2 separate regions of the Homo sapiens genome follow, and region 2 is linked to region 1. The links are chromatin loops, found by intact Hi-C in ENCODE. Cell type or tissue: heart right ventricle. All regions are shown on one strand. Links, peaks and the distances in the headings refer to the core of each region. The heading gives the core; the rest is flanking DNA. Region 1 holds the start of NFIA-AS1 (NFIA antisense RNA 1). Region 2 overlaps NFIA (nuclear factor I A).

What was found. Peaks named below come from ENCODE experiments on the same cell type or tissue, not always from the same donor. Only the 100,000 strongest peaks of a DNase experiment are listed, where the experiment ranks them.
Region 2: a loop joins it to region 1, with 3 times the contacts of the local background. A loop is called at or near these places in 6 of 110 quality-filtered maps.

The regions. Positions count from the first base shown.
Region 1 is chr1:61,247,333-61,257,901 of GRCh38, forward strand. The region is part of intron 2 of NFIA (nuclear factor I A); the gene reads left to right. It overlaps NFIA-AS1 (NFIA antisense RNA 1), which reads right to left and starts at 6,186. Exons shown (of 4, transcript NR_104180.1): 1 at 6,079-6,186; 2 at 3,953-4,037; 3 at 2,616-2,649; 4 at 1,613-1,777. RefSeq lists a silencer at 52-260 and an enhancer at 2,885-3,386. In heart right ventricle, for the core only: no CTCF peak of the experiment used is centred there; DNase peaks (open chromatin) are centred at 6,249 and 7,781; H3K4me3 peaks cover 1,270 bases; H3K27ac peaks cover 5,185 bases.
Region 2 is chr1:61,313,003-61,323,571 of GRCh38, forward strand. All of the region lies in intron 3 of NFIA (nuclear factor I A), which reads left to right. Among named protein-coding and RNA genes, the nearest start is that of NFIA-AS1, 65 kb to the left of the region's middle. In heart right ventricle, for the core only: no CTCF peak of the experiment used is centred there; a DNase peak (open chromatin) is centred at 5,499; H3K4me3 peaks cover 741 bases; H3K27ac peaks cover 4,087 bases.

The DNA.
Region 1 (10,569 bases), core at 1,768-9,767:
ATGCAGTGGCACTCTGAAGAACTGGGCTTTCAGAATGTATGTGTTTGGTCCGGTTCTTCGTATAGGGAGCAGTATCTTTGGAACAGTCACAGCATACACCACACCACACTAGGTTCTATCTGTGGCAGGGTCAGCTCATTAAAGCTACTTTCTGGGTCCTCGTTAATGTCATGCAGGCCTTGTGACAGGTGTTACAGCTCCCCACCTGGCACGGTCCATTGGGGGTGTGCTGTAATTGCTCTTGATGCCACACTTAATGGGTGGGGGAAGAAAGTAGCATTATGTGTGAGGGGAGGTGAGAGGGATGCCCTCGGGCCGTTGCTGACATCTGGTCACCACTCCTGTTTTGCTGGCTTGTCTGTTTGGTGCCTACAAATATTGGGCCTTTGAGTTGAGTTTGCTGCCACCATTGGGTTCCTTGCAGCCATCATTATTTCACAGCTGGGCCATGGTTTTAACTTGGAAAAAGGGCATTCATCTCAGGGCCAGAAATGGTCTACTGCCAACATGATCCTGAGAACTTTCTTAGTTTAATAAATGAGAGAATAAGTATTCTCATGAGCTCCTGTATCAAGTGTTTCCTGGTTTTGAGCTTTTTTGTTTTTTGGTGAGAATGTTATCTTTCATTGTTATTTCTGAACCCTTAAAGGACTAAATTTCCTTTTCAAGAGTTTCAAGTAGTTCTTGTACATGTGTGCGGTGATAAGCAAACATTAGTCTGAGAAAGTTCTGAAAAATCTAATTGAGCCAGCATTTACCAAGCCCTTCTATGTCAGCTACTGAACTAGGTGCAGGGAAAAAAATAAAGGTCCTCAACTAGCTCACCCTCAACTAGCTGTCCCTCCAGCTAGAGAACCAAACCTCTGCATAATTAACCATAATAATGGGCAGATAGATTCAAGGGAGAATGCAGTAAAATATGTAATATCATGAGTGCAGTTTTTATCTGTGTGCACAATTACGCAAGCCTTTTAACTAAAAGGCTTCGGTGAGATGGATTTCGTAAAAATGCACAGAACTTCCTGAAGCACAAATTAGACAGTTCCCTAATATTAAAACACAGCCCTGAGAGGTAGGGTTTCAGGCTTTCTGGAACCCCCAAACTTGAATTGGTCCACAGAACTAAATTAGAAGTAACAACCTTTCCTTATGATGTGTGATTTCTCAAATGGTGGCATCTTCCCAGAGCTGTGTGTTCTTTTGTTTGGAGCACAGCTGCTTCCTATTGTTAAGTTGCACCGGAGAGCTCTGAGACAATTAATGAAGGGGATTTAAATGTTATTTAAAGGTAATCCCAAAACGTTTCTTTGTGAAAGATGCCCCTTACTGCAGTCCCAACTTAAATACCAACTTAAATAAGAAACTTCCACTCTAGGCATGCTCAATAAATATTCAGTGACCATTTCTGGTTTCTGGGGCATAACTAAAACTAAATAACTAAAAAATTGCCAATTAAATCTTCCCCAGCCCCAATTCCACATAACGCCTATGCACAACCACTTCTGAATGCTCATGGAGAAATAGCATTAAGGCTCTGATCTGACCTCAGTAATTTTACAAATGTAAAGGTAGCATCTCATGGTCCCTGTAGGGATATATTATTAGAAGAACATGCATACAATTTTGTTTTAATTGATTCTCACTCTTAAGTATGCAACCAATCTGTGTATATCTCCTTTTAATTATTTATCTGAGTTGTGAGAGAAAAGTAGGTAATTATTTGGTGATCCATTCAAATGTCTTGAAAGGAAGGCATCCAACTTTTATGACATACATCCTGAAAGACATAAAACAATACATTTTTATTTTATAATTTCATCAGTATCAAGTGTAGTGTAAACTATTTTAAAACAATTTATAAAAGGTGCTTACATACTTACTGATTGAAAAAATGGCCACAAGAATTAAGTTTATGGAATTGAAAAAATTTAGACCACAACAACATGGTAAACATTGATTTTTTTCAGAAGGAAATAATTTCTACAAATCAAAAACTTTACTAACCAGATGTTATAGTTAGGACAAACAATGAAATAATCTTACTGTAAGAAAAATAATTCAGCCAACACGTTTTTTAAGTGTCTTCTTTACGCTTAACATGGGTATTTGCTATTAGATGGGGGAGGTGGAAGGAATGTATCAAAAATGAATAATGGCCAGATGCGGTGGCTCACGCCTATAATCCAAGCACTTTCAGAGGCCAAGGCAGGTGGATCCCAGCACTTTCGGAGGCCGAGGCGGGTAGATCACTTGAGGTCAGGAGTTTGACACTAGCCTGGCCTCAAACTCTGGTGAAACCCCATCTCTACTAAAAATACAAAAATTAGCTGGGCGCGGTGGCAGTCGCCGGTAGTCCCAGTTGCTCAGGAGGCTGAGGCACAAGAATTGCTTGAACCCGGGAGGCGGAGGTTGCAGTGAGCCAGTGAGCCAAGATCATGCCACAGCATTCCAGCCTAGGCAACAGAGTGAGACTTGATCTCAAAAAAAAGAAAAAAAGAATAATATTCGTTACCATGTTCCTGCTGACAGTTTGAGTACACAAGATACACTGTGACATAGTGAATTCAAGGAAGCAAACATGGTATGGGTTGGAATAATCATGGATGGATACTTACTGCAAGAGGCAGAAAAACACATGCAGTTCCTTTTCTAGGAAAATATTGGTAAATTATGCTTGGTTAGTAAAAGTGCACAGAAAGCATATGGAAGTTTCAAATCTATTTTCCATAAATTTTTCCCCAAAGTATTTCTGAGATGCTGGGTGCAAGGTACGGTTCATTGTCCTAGTCCTCTATGCTGAAAATGATCATTTTAATTGGATTGCTTCTTTGGAAACAAGACAAAGCGTACATTGCTAAAAGCTTCTGGAGGCCATTTTCAATATTTGTAATAATATAAGTGCTAGAAATGTGCTTTCATTTATATTCAAAGGCAATAATGCCTTCTGTAAGCATGGCGTCTCTGTAAGACTTTTATAATGTCTACTTAAATGCAAGCAGACAAAATTAGTTTTCACTTTAGATTGGAAGACCTTTCTCCATTGCAACTTTTTGGCCTCTCTTTTTGTTCTGCTCCCCAAGAGCAATGTAAATGTTGCTCTTTGTTTTGCTAAAAGAGGAATGTTTATTTTTACAAGTACCATGCCACTTCCATATGATCTACATGGTATGTGTCATGAATATAATTTCTGTATGATTGGCCAAATTTTTCACTTTTAATTAAGATGACCAGACAAAAATTTGAATTGTAAGAAAATTATGGGCCAATTTAGTGCCTGTTGAAATGTACACTGGATATTGAAATGTTCTACAGAGCATAATGAATGAAAGTAAAAAGGCTCTATCTCTTTTCTGAAGCCTACTTGAAAATTTTGCTTTCATAACATGACATTGAAAAAGATACTATAAAAATATTTATTAAAATCATAGCTCGAGTTTTTTCTTAGAAGTAAGAAATTATGTTTAATATCAAGGACTTTACTACAGGATAACATGATTGTGTTTCACATAGAAAAACTTTGTTGAAAAATCAGTGTGGAGTTGAGTTCATCTGGGCCCTAGCTGAAACTAATTTTACTTTTGGATATTCCATAAACTGCATACATCTCTTTCTTACTGTTTTGTTTTTCTATGTATGAGAAATCCATAGACACAGAAAAAAGATGGAGAGCCTTCATTTCTCTTATTTTCACTTTTGTCCCATCCCTCTGTGCTTGTTCTTTGTTTAAATAAACTTTTGTTGTATGTCTTTCACACATCATCACTCTCTGCTTCAAAGGCTTCTTTTAATAACTTAGCCCTGGCTCACTTTTCTTTTGCATATGAAATTGATTTAACTAAAGTGTATGTGTGTGTTTGTGTGCGCATATGCCTACATACACATGCATCCGTACAAATAAAAATTTCACTGGAAAGGGAACTCCGTGATCTCTTTACTACGTACATACACACACCTTGTCGAAGTGGGAAAACTTAAGTTTGGAGTTAATTTGGTTTTGAGTTCCAGCTTTTTCTCTTAGTGCTGTCTGTTTCCTCACCCTGAAATGAAGATGGTAATGTTTACTTTGCAAAAGTTGCTGGGAAAGTTATGTATATATAAATCACTTTATTTTTATTGCTAGACATTCAATAAATGCTAGCTGTTACTGTGACCATCATTATTGTCATATATGTAACACAATTATGTCATACATTTATTTTGAAGCTGATAATAAGTAAACTGATAAAAAGCAGAAGGTTGAGATTAAGGCTTCTTATTGCTAAAAGATTGATCTTAAGTACAATCACGTGAAAACTGATAGTTACATAACCTGAAAAATCATAAAATACTGAAAAATTATGACTGTTATGTGATTGTTTTCAGTTGTCAGACTACGTGATGTTAAAATGGCAGTTGATTTTTTGTATTAACACAGTGCCTCTAATTTTAAAAACTGCTTCAGCAATCATGTATTTAATGAAAACAGAAGTAACGATACAAAATAACAAAAATATAAATAGAGTTCAGAATTTGAAAATACTGTATTAGGAGGTAAGCTGACTATTTTTCGTGTTCTTTAAATATATTTAGATCAACTTGAATATTAAGCCTCCTACAGCAGGTAGATAGAGGTATCAATTCAGTTACCATTTAAAATACAGTAACTCCAATGAGGAGTTTCTTATAATTATTTCTAATTACTTTTTGATATTAGAAATTAGAGCTATACCAGAATGCTGGGAAAGATGTCTTTTTCAACATTGTATCACAGCATCAAGCATTATGCATCAAACATCAATTCCTACTCACAATATCCATTCAATGTATATTTGGATTATATTTTCTTTGGATAGACCCTCATAGTAGAAACTCTGTATTAACCAGCTTGCAAGATGAACCAAGACTTTTTGTTTTCTTTGTAATATACTGATTCCTTTGGCATGTTGAATTTTCATGGCCAACAGTTACCTACTACCACATCCTAGCACTATTGTTTTTACCAGTTGTGTGCTTACCACGTCAGTTGTGTTATTCCGGACCTGTTTATACTAGTCTTATTTGTATCACCATTGTGTAATTTAATTAAATTTATGTGAACCAATGGCATGCAAGTTCAAAATGGAAAAGTTTTATTTCTATGAAACTAACCCAGTGCCTTGGAAAGAATCAGTAAAGGCAAGCTACAAAAATTTCTGTCAGATTACATGTCAGTGAGATAACTACAGAAGATGAGAGAAGGTTGTAAAAATAAGAGTTTTGTTAGATTATTTTAGAAATATCTTTAAATTCTCCCACTACTTAAAGTAAATGGAACTGGAAATCTTTTATGATGCATTATAGATACGCATTATATAAGAAAGATGCTGTGGAGCTCCAATTATTAACAGACATTATTAAATTTAAATTTTTGCCTCTGCATAAAAAGATTGGCCAAAGAATGTACATACACATGCTCAAAGTTAAAATGTTTAAGGTGCATATGTCTCATTAATGAGTATCTTCTTCATCCATTTTTTCAAATTAACCAATCAACAACTGGCCCTAACAGTACTGGATAAGGTAACTTCTATTCTATTTTGTATTCCTACTCTTTACAGAGTTTTAGAGATGTTTTGTTTCCTACCTACCAAGGGAAAAAAAGGGAATTGGCAGATAGAGTTTATATCTTGGGATGAGATGTGTAAAGGGCCAGGACCTGAAATTACGTGAAGGTTGATATTCTGGGATTGGTAGTTTTGAAGTTCCATAAAGAAGTTCAGTCCAGCCATGTTCCAAATGCTCTGAGTATAGGCACTGGCTGGTAAGCTTAGTGGAGTGTTATACAACATGGAAGTCTAACTGGCAGTTCAATGTCCCAAAAGTTGGACAGAACCAAGAAATAGAGAACATAAGCAGATGACAGTAATCCAGGCAGAAGGTTAGTGTCAGAGAAGTCTGTCAGTGGGTCATAGGGCTCCACGTGCTAGCCTGGGTTTCCGTGCCAGAATTTTGTTCTTGGGAGGCAGGTAGGGAAAAGCAAGTCAACATCTCCAGTTCCAGATGAGCTAGGGCACTTGACCAAATACAGGTACAGAAGTTAGTCCTTGAGGTAGAGCTTACCTGTTGGAGAACATGGCAGAAATCATTGTACCAAAATTGGAGCACAGGTCAGAGGCTAAAGCATGGCTTACTGCTGTGGCTCATGGTGAACTTGAGCTTCTCATGGCCCCTCCTATCTCCTGAGGATGGCTGAGCTCACAGATGGGGACTGTTATGTAATCAGAGGTCAAGTGGTTTAGCTGGGGTGGCAGAGAGCCAGGTGAAGACTGAAAGTGTTCAAATAAGGAAGAGAACAGAATTGCTTTATGTCTGCCTTCATGAAGACAAACCCTAATAGCCAAAGGACTGAAAGTTTGCCCAAAGAGACCTCAATTTTTGAAAGGAAAATGCATCTTCTCCTTATGTTAGAATGACCACGTCTAAATAAAATAAACTCTTTTGCCTTTTGTTGTTACTTGTCTTGGTATCTACCATTGTTTGACACTAAAAAAAAATAAAGCAGTGACTAATTATTGGCTAATTTAATCTGTCATGATGGCATTTGTAATTCAGGTACATCCTTCATTAAAGCAAGTATAGGCATTATTATTTTTAAAACTTTTTTTTTCTATTTGGATTTCTTCTATTTTGTTTGATTATTTATTTTGTTGTTACTGGTGGTGGTGGTGTTTTACAGTGAGACATACTGGTTAGCTCAGCTAAGGTGTTTGAGTAAGACTTCATAAACATAAAGTACTTTGTGTGGGTTTGTTTTGTGTGTTCCATCTTACGTCATTTGTGGCACTGAAAATGAGATTGCAATTCCCAGAGTACTGGGATAGTTCATTCAGAGGTTAGCCCACCTAAGTTTATAGCAGTTGTCTGTAATAGAATTGTAACTAATTTCCACTGTTGTTTTTGGAGAAAACTGTAGACTATAATTATGTGTTAGCACTTTTTAAACAGCTCCCTGCATTGTCATATCATTTTAAATGGGCTCTGTTTTAAAATGACCTTTCATGTTTTGATTGCAAAAATATAGCTTACACAGGTCTGTAGTTAGCAAAATACAAGGATCCAGTAAATGATAGAGCATTGACACAACTCTAGAAGCATGTGTTAAACATCACTGGCACTGCCCTAGGTTTAAAGGGGAAGAAATAGGGAAGTAGAAATTCACTGTTCTTCAACACTCCTTCTGTTGGATAGGCAAGATTAGTACATAGAACAGTTATGGAGCCATGTGAAAAAAAATAGTAGTTATACAAATGTAAAATGCTACACATGAAGTATATTGCATTACCTTTTTGTGGCCTATGGAAAGAAGTCTCAGAGCACAGTAAGATTCAAGTACCATCTCCCAGAATTGGGGTCAGCAACACCATTTTATATTTTGGCAAATGCTACCCACTGTCTCCCAAACGGCAGATATCTGCATATAGTTAGTCATGTGGACACACCCTTCCTCTGCTACATTGCATTGCCATATTAGTAGTAGAATTTTAGTGTTGATTTAAAAGACAGTCTGCCTTAAAGCAGATTGCATAGTTTGCACACTGTGAATTGTAATTAAAGTGTAAGGGGGGCTTATTATGTCAACAACTGGCATGAGAACCCCCGAGCAGCAGGTGACCCTGACCATGTGACGTTTGTGACAGCTAGGATCCCCTTTTCACTGGCTTAGCGATCTGAAAGTCCAAATTGAAAGAAGCCCAGAGGCTGTATATTTCATTAGATCCCAGGGGAAGTACAGGATACAGCTTCCTTCTGTTTTCCTGGGAGGTCGCCAGAAAGTTTGTAGAGCTCTGTTTCTGTCAGAGACTCAAAAGAGAAAAGAAAAAGCACACACAAAACAAAACAAAACACCATACACACCACAAAACCATCCACCAATCACCCCCAGGACCATAAATTTGACATTTCCCACAGTCTGAGACCACAGTGTTGCTGTGTCAGCAATACGCTCCTTGTTTGAATTGTCTGAAAGGAAGGCTCAGTGTTCTAGCTTTTAAAAAATGTGTAATCTTCAATATGCAGTGATTCTCTTGGTGTAAAACCATGAGAAATTATCAAGTACAGATATCATATGATTTGCTTGAAATACTTTTGCATTATGCGTTACTTTCTCCTGACCTTCTAAAATGGGGCATAAGTCCGAATTTAGAAAGAGGAAACCACATGTGTAATAAGGGAAACAGACTAAGGAGACATGCCATGTGTATTTCAGATCTTATTGTGATGGGTAAACTGTTTGAAATGTGGTCACATTAAAAGTATGTTACTTTGTGGGAGACTCAAAATCTTTTACGAGTAGATTTTTATTGTGTTCCATAGTGGAAATAGAACTAGGGTTTGGTTTTGGTGGGAAGTTTTGGTCTTCAAGTCACCTTGGCACCTGACTGGCAGTTGTGAAACTAAGTAGAAAAGATACCTCTTTTTTCTTGGCACCTCACACGGGATCATAGGATTCTTACTATCATACAATTTATATATCACAGAAATGAAAACTTCGGTACTTTGTTGTATAATACAGATCTTGTGCTTGTTGATTTTTAATTTGGGGCTCAAGCTTCCCATGTCAACTAATGTGGCCGCTGCTAGGCTGCCCTCGGGTAGACCAAATGTAAGCTCACTAGGAAGTATTTCTAGCTCTGTAAATACCTAGCATATCGTTTAGTCCAGGCATGTCCAATCTTTTGGCTTCCCTCGACCACATTGGAAGAAGAAGAATTGCCTTGGGTCACACATAAAGTACACTAACATTAACGATAGCTGATGAGCTTAAAACAAAAATCGCAAAAAAATCTTAGCATGTTGGCCAGGCATGGTGGCTCACGCCTGTAATCCCAGCACTTGGGGAGGCCAAGGCGGGTGGATCATTTGAGGTGAGGTCAGGAGTTCAAGACCAGCCTGGCCAACATGGTGAAACCCCATCTCTACTAAAAATACAAAAAAAATTATCTGGGTGTGGTGGTGCGTGCCTGTAATCCCAGCTACTCAGGAGGCTGAGGCAGGAGAATCGCTTGAACCGAGGAGACAGAGGTTGCAGTGAGCCAAGATCGCACCTCTGCACTCCAGCCTGGGTGAGAAAGTGAGACTCCATCTAAAAAAAAAAAAAAAAAAAAAAAATCTCATAATGTTGTAAGAAAGTTTACGAATTTGTGTTGGGCCGTGTTCAAAGCTGTCCTGGGCTGCATGTGGCCCCTGGGCCGTGGGTTGGACGAGCTTGGTTTAGTCCCTAAGTGTTGTTCATTTTAAACCAGAAAGTGAGAATTTTCTGAGCCCAGATTCTACCTTTATACTGCTATTTGTTATGTTTTGGTCAAAAGGGAAATACAGAAAGAGGAAAGTTAACAGTCATGGTTTGTGTGCTTGTATGTTGTATACTTTCATGTTTTGATTGCAAGAATATGGTTTACACAGGTCTGTAGTTAGCAAAATACAAGGATCCAGTAAATGATCCTTGTATCATTTATTTAGGACCCTCTGTTGTAAGGGCCCAAAAAGACTCACTCACAGTGCCATACACATGGCACTGCATGTGTGTGTGCTTGTGCCAGCCTGGGACGAGAACTTCAAGGCTTGAGAGAAAGATGTACCATTTTCATAAATTTGGTAAATAAATTAAAACCTTTCAACTTAGAGCTGCATTTAAGTGTTATAATTAAAGGACTACCAGTTGGGTTTTTTGTTTTGTTTTGTTTTGTTGTTTTACAGTCCATCTATTTTAGCAAATTCGCAAATAATTAGTTTCTTTTATTTATGTTTTTCAAGATCGGTTCCTCTATTCAGCCAGAGGAAAACCCAATATCCTTAGCTGCGTTTTACCTCAGGTACCCAGAGAATTGAGGCAAGAATAGGTTGTGGGAATGTGAGAGAAGTGTGTCTGTGCTGTCTCAGCTCAGTTAACTAGTCCTCTGTAGCAGGATAAGCATGTTTGTGCAGAGGTAGAGAATTGTCTCCAGTCATGATTTTGTTTTTTATATTTTTTACTGCGTTGTTTTTTTTTTTTTTTTTTTTTTTTTTGAGACAGAGTCTCCCTCTGTCACCCAGGCTGGAGTGCAGTGGCATGATCTTGGCTCATTGCAACCTCTGCCTCCCGGATTCAAGCAATTCTCCTGACTCAGGCTCCCGAGTAGCTGGGATTACAGGCACACATCACCATGTCCAGCTAATTTTTGTATTTTTTTAGTAGAGACGGGGTTTCACCATGTTAGCCAGGATGGTCTCGAACTCCTGACCTCATGATCTGCCTACTTTGGCCTCCCAAAGTGCTGGGATTATAGGCGTGAGCCACCACACCCAGCTCTACTGAGTTCGTAAGTGAAGCTTTTTCCCCTCTCATGTTATTTGAATATTGTTTCCTTCATCTTTGTTTATTTATTATTTATTTTTCAAACCAGGGTCTCACTCTGTTGCCAGAACTGGAGTGCAGTGGCACACAATCATAGCTCAGCATAGCCTCAAACTCCTGGACTTAGGTGATCCTCTCATCTCAGCCTCCTGAGTAACTAGGACTACATGCTTAGCTGTTTTTTTTTTTTTTTCTTTTTTTCTTTTTTTTTTTTCCTG
Region 2 (10,569 bases), core at 1,753-9,752, 66 kb after region 1:
ACATATGAACAGAAATATAGTAAATTAAGTAGTAGGCAAAGATAGGCCAAGTCAAGGATAGTAGTAGGGCAAGGATAGAGCCCAGAGGGAAGAAGTAGAGGGGAAGTGTGTTAGCGGTGACAAATTGTATTCAGAGAGAATGGCTTCAGTGGTATTGATAAGGAAGAAACAACCTTCCCACCAGGTTGTTTGATGAACCACACTATTAGACCATTCTTGCTTTGCTATAAAGGAATATCTGAGGCTGGGTAATTTATAAAGAAAAAAGGTTTAATTGGCTCACTGGTCTGTGGGCTGTGCAGGGAGCATGCTGCAGGCATCTGCTGGGCTTCTGGGAAGGCCTCAGGGAGCTTTCACTCATGGCAGAGGGTGACGCAGGAGCAGACAGGTCACATGGCAGGAGCGGGAGCAAGAAAGAGAAGGGGTTGGGGAGGTGACACACACTTTACAACCAGATCTTGCAAGAACTCACTATCCTGAGGACAACACCAAGAATATGGCACTGTTTCATTCATGAGAAATCTGCCCCCATGATTCAATCACCTCCCACCAGGCCACACTTCCAATATTGGGGATTACAGTTCAACATGAGATTTAGAGGGAGCAACATCCACACTCTATCAGACACTTTCCCTGGACTGTAAAGCTGGAGTTTTGGTTTGGGTAAAATCTACTGAGTCCATCATTTGGTGAGAAAAAAAAATCTATGGTACTTAGATGTGCACATCAGGAATTTGTATGTACACATTGATTACAATAATGGTTATAATCCATCATCATCTTCCAAACCTGTTCTAAGTGCTTCCGCCTCTGGAGTAGGTGTTCTTACTCGTGCAATTAGGGAACAGTGCCTTAGTTAATTACATTGCTTCAGTTGAAATCCCGACTCTACCAGTTACTGTCTGTGTGACCTTAGACTGTGCTTTATCTGTAAAATGAAATTATAATATGTAATAGCACCTACCTCATAACACTTTGAAAATTACAGGAAATAACACATGGCAAAGCTGAGGAGAATATCTGGCATGCAGTGAGCACTCAGTAAATATTAGCTCGTATCACTTTATTGTTATTGTTATTCTTACAACCACAAAAAAACTGTGTCACTTTCCTGCACTTCACGTCACTAATCCTGCTGGTCTTTGATGACTTGTATAGGCCATCACTGCTTCCACAAAGCCTTCCCTAGCCCTTTCACTAGTTTAATGCCCCCCTCTGTGCCCTCAGAGCCTGCTTCCACTACCAGAGCCCTTACCACATTGTATTGTAATGCTTCCTCTGTTGGCCTGCCTCCCCTACTGGACTGCAAGGACCTGAAGGTCAAAGAGGTACACTCTAATGCCTACCATAGTACCTGAAGCAGAGAAGATATTCAACAAAGGTTTCTTGGGTAAATTATTGAAAGTTTAATTAACTTGCTTAAGGTCACAAAGCTAGTAATTGAGTGAAACCCATGTCTGACTTATAAAAGTAAATAATAAGCTATAAGAAAAATATTCCTCTAATAATGATAATGCACTAAATTATGATTCCACCTGATTATTACTTACAGAATACTCTCAAAATTACTTGAAACCTTCCAAATTTTGGCTCTATCATCTCTTCAAACCTCTGTCTGACAATGGTACTCACTTTATACTCTGCCTCCAACATATACACTTGACTTCCTATCCATAGGGTTATCCTTGTTGCCCCCCATAAATTTGACTTGCACTTTCATCTCCTCTCAAGCAGTCATCAGTATTTATTGAGGCCTACATTGCAGCGACCTGTGATGCTCTAAGGATACAGAAATGATATCAGAAGGTGGTGACATTTGAACTGGATCTTCCTGGTGTGAATCAAGCCTTCCCCACTAGCTGTTCTTTGAAAGAAGTTTTGACTAATCTGTGAGCCCTTGATGACACGAAATATTTTGATATATGTTCTGAGTTCACTGTTCGTATTTGTTTATAGGTTGGCATCAATAGATATTTGTTGAATGAATAAATCAGGCTGTAGAGAAACATTTTAGGTTTATAATTAAAGCACCTGAAACAAAAAAAAACACTACATTTAGCTTCTCTCTAACCCTTTTAATGGTAGTTGGAACATCAGAAATTAGCCATTGAGCTTACTGACTCTTTTTCTAACGATTTACTGTATAAGAGAGCAGAATGCTATTGGCTTCACCAGCTGTGGCCAGAAGGGCTCCATGTTCAAATTAGCTACAAATCATGTCCCTTATGGCATTGTTGCTAATGGTGACACTGAGGGTCAGAAATGCCTACGGTAGTGAAAAATATTTCAAGTGCCCCTGACAGTTAACATCTGACAAGAAAGTGCTTTTCTCTGTGTGGGTTTTCGAGGGAGTAAATGAAATTGAACTCGCATACATATATGTTTGTGTATACATGCATAAACATGGTACTTTGCATCTGGTCTGTGACTACGCTGCAACCTTGGGAGATTTGATCGATTTTCTGATGTTAGAGGTAGGAATTTAACTAAGGGAGTATTCTTTGGTAATCGCAAAGCAGAAGGACTTCCATGCAACCTGGTACTGGGTAGCAGCCATTGGCTCTTAATTTTGTAAAAATGACAGATATTCAATAAAGTATCAGAATGATTAGAGGGAAAAATATTAGAGCTGGAGGAGCTGCCCTACTTCTGAACAAGCAGTTGAAACAAAGGCACTCATTGGAATTCATGGTTGGTTGACATTATGTAGCCTGTTGTTGCTTAATTTTGTTTCCTGTATATTTTCAGGGTTGTGTTCATTTGGTTTTAGCAATAAGGACGGGTCATTTTGGTGCTGTGTCTTTTTAGTTCACCTGCATCCTTGAGTTGAGAGCAGAGAACAGAATGCATATTTATTTTCAATTTTTACATGTTATTTCGTATTTCCATAGAGTCTGTGGACTTTTAGGTACAATGATGCTGTCGTGAACAAATAAGATGCTGTCTGAATGTTCCTGAGAGCTTTAGTGCAGTGAACACACCTTCTCAGCAACAACAAAAGGAGATCAGGGAGGCTTGGCCAATGTACTCTCTCGTCCACATACGGACTGATAAGCCAATCTTCAAAATCAAGATTCTTCCAGAAAGTCCAAATTGTCGAGTTTATATTTATAGACCACATGTCTGAGAGTCTCCTCCCAACCCCCCTCAACCAAAGATAGTAGTTTAGATATAACAGTTTTTAAAATCAAGTTCTCACTATAAAATCTGAGTTAGATACTTGGGTAAGGGTGAGGAGTAGAGGGTATGGCTGAGGAAGAAGGGGCATTTCAAAAGAATTGTAATAATCAGTCCCTGACCTTATAAGAGTTTATATTCTAATTACAGAGAATATAAGTCAGACAGCTCAACAGTGGCAAGATCACATAGTACTAAATACCTGCTGAGGTCTTAAGGCAGTGTTTATACACTGGAGGGTATTTTCCTCCAGGGACCATATGGCTCTCCTTAAGGGTATTCAAAAATGTGTGAGGGCATTTTTGGTGCTCACAAGGAGGGGATGTTGCTGGCATTCAGTGGTGCAGGCCAGGGATGCTGAGCATCCTGAGGGGACAGGGCAGTTCTAAACACTGGAACTGATTCCCCTCCGAATGCTGATAACCCTGATGAGAAACATTGTAGTGGTTCCGAGAAGAACAAGAGCGCTCTTACTTGGAGCCGAGTCTGAGATGTCCTCAACACGTTCTGTGAGTCAAAGGTTATGTTCCCTAAAATCAAGGAAGTGGCCTGGATCATAAAGTGCTTCAATGATCAAAGTCAGTCAAGTGAAATGTGTCGATCATTCTCCTGCCTAAAAGGCCAAATTCTTTCAGCATTGATTTAAAGCTATAAGGAATCAAGACCCTTTCTTTAATGATGCTTTCTGATGATTCTCCATTTGTATTGACGGAAGGAGCTAAAGTGTGGAGGCTCTGCACTAGAGGGTAGTTTATTTTAAAAAGTTATTTCTGCATTTAGTGTTAATATTAATTGCTTATTTTATATGCCTTTTTATACCATCTGAAGTACTTTCACATCTAAAAAAATTTAAATAACTTTTTTTCAAAAAAATACTGAAAAATAAAATCAGATTTCTAAATTAAATAAATTAAATTCAGTTTCCTAGAGCAGGCAGCATGGCATATTTAGTTATCAACAGGAATTTTCAGCAAACGAAAGTCTTTTAAAAAATAAAGTGAAACTGGAAAAAGGAGGCCATTTTTAATTCTTTCTCTATATACTTCTGTACATTATTTATGAAAAAGTAGATAAAACTTGATCTCCTGCAAGTAAGATTGACCTAACGTCCATTTCTAGAGTATTAGTAGTCATCATCCCAAAAATATAAGACCAAAATTTGTATCCTTATGTCTAGAATAATGCTTGGCCTCTATAGATATTCAATATGTATTTAAAGAAGAGATGGTGATTTATATTTGAAAATATTTGAGGAATTATAAACAATTATTTTCATAAACACACAAATATATATACTAATATGATTATATTTAGGAATTAGATTTCTAACATTTAAAATAGCTTAGAGACTAAGTACTGTTATTTCTCACTTTTTGTAGAAAAATCAAAAAATTCTAGAGAATTTATTTTTAATAATTTGTTACTAGCTTTAGAAAATAATTTTTTTACTCAAAAATTCACTTAAATAAAATTACATTATCTACATTTTGATTTTTATAGACAACTTTTATAAGAATACTTGCATTATTTAACATTCCATGTGAAAAGAATGTGGTTATTTCTTAATTTTTTCTGTTAAAAATTCCCTGTATGATTGAAGATCTAAGATATAAAGATTATGTTTGTTATTTATAACAGTTATCATTTTTTGAACACATTCTGTGTTCTAGGTTCTTTGCTAAGCATTTTAAGTGTACTATTTCATTATTCCTAATGACAAACTTATGAAGTAAGTATAATCATTAGTGTCATTTTACAGGTGTGGAAATTGAGGCTTAGGATTTTGGAATTATAATTTCTGTAATACTGCCCCTCCTACTTTATTGTAAATAAATAATATCTTGGAAATATGATTTTTGAAAGATGAATGAACATTTTGCCATATAGATCCCTTTACAAGAGAAAAGACAAGTACATTGCAAATTCACCCCGATTCATATTTAGCCCTGAGTATTTGTTTTTTTCAGATCACAAACAACTAAAAACTATGAAACTTACTATGTTTGATAATTACATATTTTACATTAGATATATAACTTACTTAAGTTCAAAACTAAGTCTGGAGAAGGTGGATAAATAAGTCAAAATTAACTTCATTTTAAGGGAAGTTTTACAAGCAATGGTAATAAGTCGCTGAGGAGAATGGACCCCGGCATGTTGGAATCCGTGGTTGCAAGCTGACACTTTGAGGGAATGTTCTTAGCAAAACACTCACTTCAACGGAAATTAGGTCAGCCTTCTGGAACATTTATCATGTATACCTGTCACCAGCAAGACCCAGTCCTTAAAGTGAATTGAGATCACAAGCAATGGTCCCTCCTGCTCTGAGCTGCAAAGGACACTCTAAACCAATAGTTCTACAAATATGTGAGCTTGGCAGACGCTCCCATGAAACTAAAGCCAACACCCATATAGTTGCTCTGGGAATTGAATTCCTTAATGCTTTGTTTATAGAATTTTGAAACAGCAAATGGATTTGGTCTGTTCTGAAAAAACAATCTGTCCTGTGGCTTGTTTGGAATAACATCTAGAGTTGCTATAGAAGGATGGAGGCAGATGACCCATGTCTGATTTGGAAGACAGTTTCGCCAGTTTCTTCTCCTTGTCCTTTATTGTTCAGCCAGGTTGGTTTTTGCCCGACTCAAGGTATTTGCATAGAGGAAAGGCCACCTTCTACCGAAGCTAATTTGATATAGAAACTAGAGTAGTTAGCAAAATCCAGAGCTAAAAGAGTTAGCAAAATCCAGAGTAATAGAAGGTAAGATAGAGTGTATGGTAAAACCAAAACAACGTAAATGAGTCATAACCCAGTGCCCTTTCAGTAATCATATGGCATCATTCTGGTGGTTTCAGAGCAGTGTCAGCAAGTATGGAGTCCTGTGTAGGAATCTGAGAGTGCATCTGTGTCAGTGTACATGTACTTCAGCCCAGTGAATATAATTCATTGAGGGTTTTATGCATGGAAATTACCACATTCACCAGGTAGCCTGTATCTACTGGACTAAGTTACCTTGCCTTGGAAAGGAAGTAATTACTAATCTTTCTCTTGTGTTTATGTTTGGCAAACTACACCTAAAGACTTCACTAAAAAATTGGTAAAATATATATGAAGCTGGTTGAAAAAAAGATGAAATTATACATATGTTTGTGTAGTAGCAGGAATCTTCCATTACATCTCAAGAATGAAAGGAAAAAACTATTAAGAATAGATGTTTCATTTCTGTGTTCATTCATCACAGATATACTGAGTACCCACCATATGTCATACATTGTACAAATGGTAGAATCAGAAAGATGAGAGAAGTAAGATCCCCACTTTAACTGAGTCCTTATTCAAGCTGTGTGTCTGTGTGTGTCTGTCTGTTTGCGAGTGACAGATCCTTAAACAAAAAATAATGATAACCTATGTGAAATGCCCCAGTAGAGGTTATTTTAAAACTCAAGGAGAGAACTCTATAACTTAAAGATATTTTGTCTACAAAAAGGAGCGAAGGTTTTATTCGAAGAAAGAGGAGCCTGTTTTATATGAAAATCCTGAAGATTTGAAGGGGCTGAAGAAGTAGAATGGATATGGAAGAAATCCACCAATGATTTCTTCCTGGAAGAATTAAACACACACACACACACACACACACACACACACACACACACACACACCAACTTTCATGATCACACTCTATTAAGCCAGGACCAGGAAACAATTTCTAATCAGCACTCTGATCTGGGCAGAGATTGTGCAGTCTTTTATACCAGGCCTCAGATCTGTGTTCTCTATTCACACATGCTCACTTCCAGCTGTTGTCATTGAAATCTCACATAATCTTCCAAGGTCAAAGGGCAGTCACCCATGGCTGCTGCAGTTAAAAGGTTATGCTGATTTCTGTTGTCAAATATTGGCCCTTTTCTCTTCCAACCACTCCCATTCTACTTCTTTTTTTTTTTTAAACAAGAAAAATCCAGCCTAGAATTGCATTACATGACTTTAAAGTCTTAAAAGTGTTCCTCCATTGTGCTAACACGACATGGCCTGAACAGTCTAATTCATTCTGTTACATTTCACAAAGAATTTTCTGGTACTTCTAAAATACTTTGTGCTAGGCCAGCAAACTTCAAAGTATTGTGACCCACATGATTGTGGCCTGCCATAGTATCTGCAGAAGTGAATAATACAGGTTCCACAATTTAATAAACATGGTGAATTTTGGCATCGATAACTAATTACTGGGTAAATGAGCAAGAATTACACAAAAAATGACTTTTGAAAAGATGAAAGCTCTTTGCATTTTGTGGTTCTAAACATTAGCTAGTTTTATTTTATATTTGGAGACGTATATAATAGTACATTTAATATTTGGAGTCTTAGAAAAGTAATTGTAAGGATTTTTAAAAAATATTATTGCTTCACTCCATCCAGGATTTTCTTTCCATGCTTGGTGAACCAAAATCAGTGTTGAGTATCTTAAAATTAGCACATGGCCCCTGGCTATCTACTTTCATTATCATTGCATGTGTCCTCAGGTGGTTTAGCAAGCAGGATTCTCTGTAAATGGTCTGTCTCACAGCCCTGTGTATAAAACCTAAAAAGGAAGAAAAGGGAGATGGGCCATTACGATTTTTTGCTGTTTAACGTCCATGAACCAGGGTAGCCCTCAGGTGATCCAGTTTCATGTCTGTTTCACTTAAGATAATCAGTTTCTGATGTATTCAGGGAATACATTTCCCTGTTTTTTCCCTAGTATATGTAAAAGTTCATAAGCAGAAACTAAAGCTATTACAAATAGCTTGATTCATTTGCAAATTACCAGTTGTTACTGTCCAAGTTTAGAGGAAACTTTGATGCAGAACATAAAAACAATAAGTTTGCTTTTTAAAAAACCTCTTTAATTCAAAACCGGGTTAATTAAAAAATGTTAATTTATAGTGCATTAAAACCATAAAATTAATTTTAAAATATTAAGCTTATAAAATACTGATACTATGCTAATTACAGAAGACCTTAGCTTTTCTAATATGATGCAAAATTCTCTGTTTTTTAAAATGGTGCTAAAGTAAGTGTTTAAATTTTTAAAATAATCCCTAAAGATTATTTTTGTTTCTCTGTTCTTGTACAAGTCTAAATTTTCAGTTGAGTCCGCTTGCAAAACAACTGTTTCAGCTTTTAAGACTAATAAATGCATAATTCTAAATGTTTCGGGGAAATGGGGAAAATAATTTGTTGACATGACGAGAGAGAGAAAGGGAGGGAGGAAGGAAGGAAAGGAAGGGAAGGAAGGAAGGAAGGAAGGACGGAAGGATATTTAGCCTGGAAGAGAGAAAATTAGGTTGATGAGATGTCTTCAGATATTTGAAGGATAGTAGAAATAAAGAGAGCCAACATTTGTTCTGCCTATACCAGAGGACAAAATCTAGGTAAATTACAAGTTATAGGAAGGTAGACATATTCAGGGAAATATGATTTTTTTAACCCCTCATTTTTTTATTAACCACAATTTTTTTGTTGCAACATGACGATTATTACTCCACTACTAGATGAACTTTAAGGTCCCTTCCATATCCAGTTCATTGTGTGATGCCATGGATCTGATATTTGCAAAGATACAAATAGGTAAAAATCTTTTTTCACTTTTATTTTTAGATATTTTGATATCTAATAGACATAGTCCTTTAATTGCTCAATCACTTGGAACTTAAAACTCATGAACTTTCTTTCTATGAAGTCATTGGGCAATCACATTTAGTTTAATTAAATGCTACCCTTCCTTTATTAACTGCAGGAATTGGTGAAAAGATGTGACAAGGCCTTTGGATTAGACTGGGTAATTAAGTCTCTGATGCTAAAAATCATGGATTAAAATGGGATAAAATTCATTATATAAAGAGTGGTAAATATACCTGTGTTCTAATCCTAATTTTGCCACTATCTGTGTGACATTAAGCAAGTCACTTAACTTCTCATGTCTAGTTTAAAAGCATTCCTTTGCAGATTAATAATACATACTGTACTAGCAAAATATGTTTGTAGACTGGAATTGGCCTGAGGGCTGCTAAGTTGTGACACGTTAGATTCAAAAGGGATAAGTTAGTAGTTATGTGGGTTAGGGTAAGTGCTTAGCTACTATAACAAAGCAACCAATAAAACGCAAAAACATACAGTAGTTAATGTATATTGAAATCTATTTTTCTTTCTGTTAATATTCCCAGATGAGCAGCCTAAGTTGGCAGGATGGTTCTACTCCACAGTGTCATTCAGGGTCCCAGGTTCCTTCTGTCTTACTGCTCTGCTATTCCACGGGTGTGTGCCTGCATGGTAGAAAGTGTTTTCGCTCATAAAAAGGGGTAGAGACAATGTTCAGGGCAAGAATTTCCTTTCAGGTACGTGGGGGTAGAAGTTGATTGTATCACTTGCGTTCACTTTCTGGTTGTGGCCACTCCTAACTGTAAGGCAGTCTGGAAAGTGTGCTTTCTGGCTATCAACCACGTATATGTGTGACAAACAGCAGACTCATCACAGGAAGATATTGCAGTAGTCTTTATTAGTTTCTAATGTTCTCCTAGAAAGGTATTACAAAAACATGAATTTTATATAAATACATTACTGAAAATCTTGCTGTAAATATCTGCCTTGACTGGGGACATAAGTCCCCAAGAGTAAGGACCTTGTGTTATTTTACCTGTTGCATCCCAGGTCCTAGGATTGTGGTTGCCATGTAATAGACATTAAGTAAACATTTATTGAATGGAAGCAGTAAATTAAATATTGACTCTGTCTCTATGGCTATGGCAGAAATCATTGAGTGAGCAATGATGGCAAAAACAAACAAAAAAACACAGATTAGGTGTCTGTATTGAGTAACAGTAAATGAGCAGCACAGGGAAATTTGGAGCCACAAAAGAAGGCCAACAGTGTGTAAGTCCCATGACACATACTTCTCAAACCTCTTTTTGCCCCATTCTTCTTTTGGTCTAAGAGTACATTATTTCCATAATGGTGACAATTTCTTAATGTGTCATGATAAACCAAAATGACAATCATACCCATGTTACAAATGCATTTAAAGCAATCCATGTATTCATCTGAGAATCTCAAAACACCTCATCCATATTATTAGCTGACAAACATTTCTGCATTTTGCAAATTCTCAGGCACAACTTTCTAGATATAGAAGTGTTTCAGCCTTACTGTCAGTCCAACACCATATGTCAACCTTTTAATGTTTACCATAAGCACACTACCAAGTGAATTTTTCTCCACTATCATAAAGGTTAATCTCACAAACAGAATATATATGTACTTTTATTGCTCCTGTGTTCTTTTTTAGATATCTGAATTTTTGCATTTCTTTAAACTATAAGGAATTATTCTAAAAATAAGCCGTATCTCAAATGTCACCA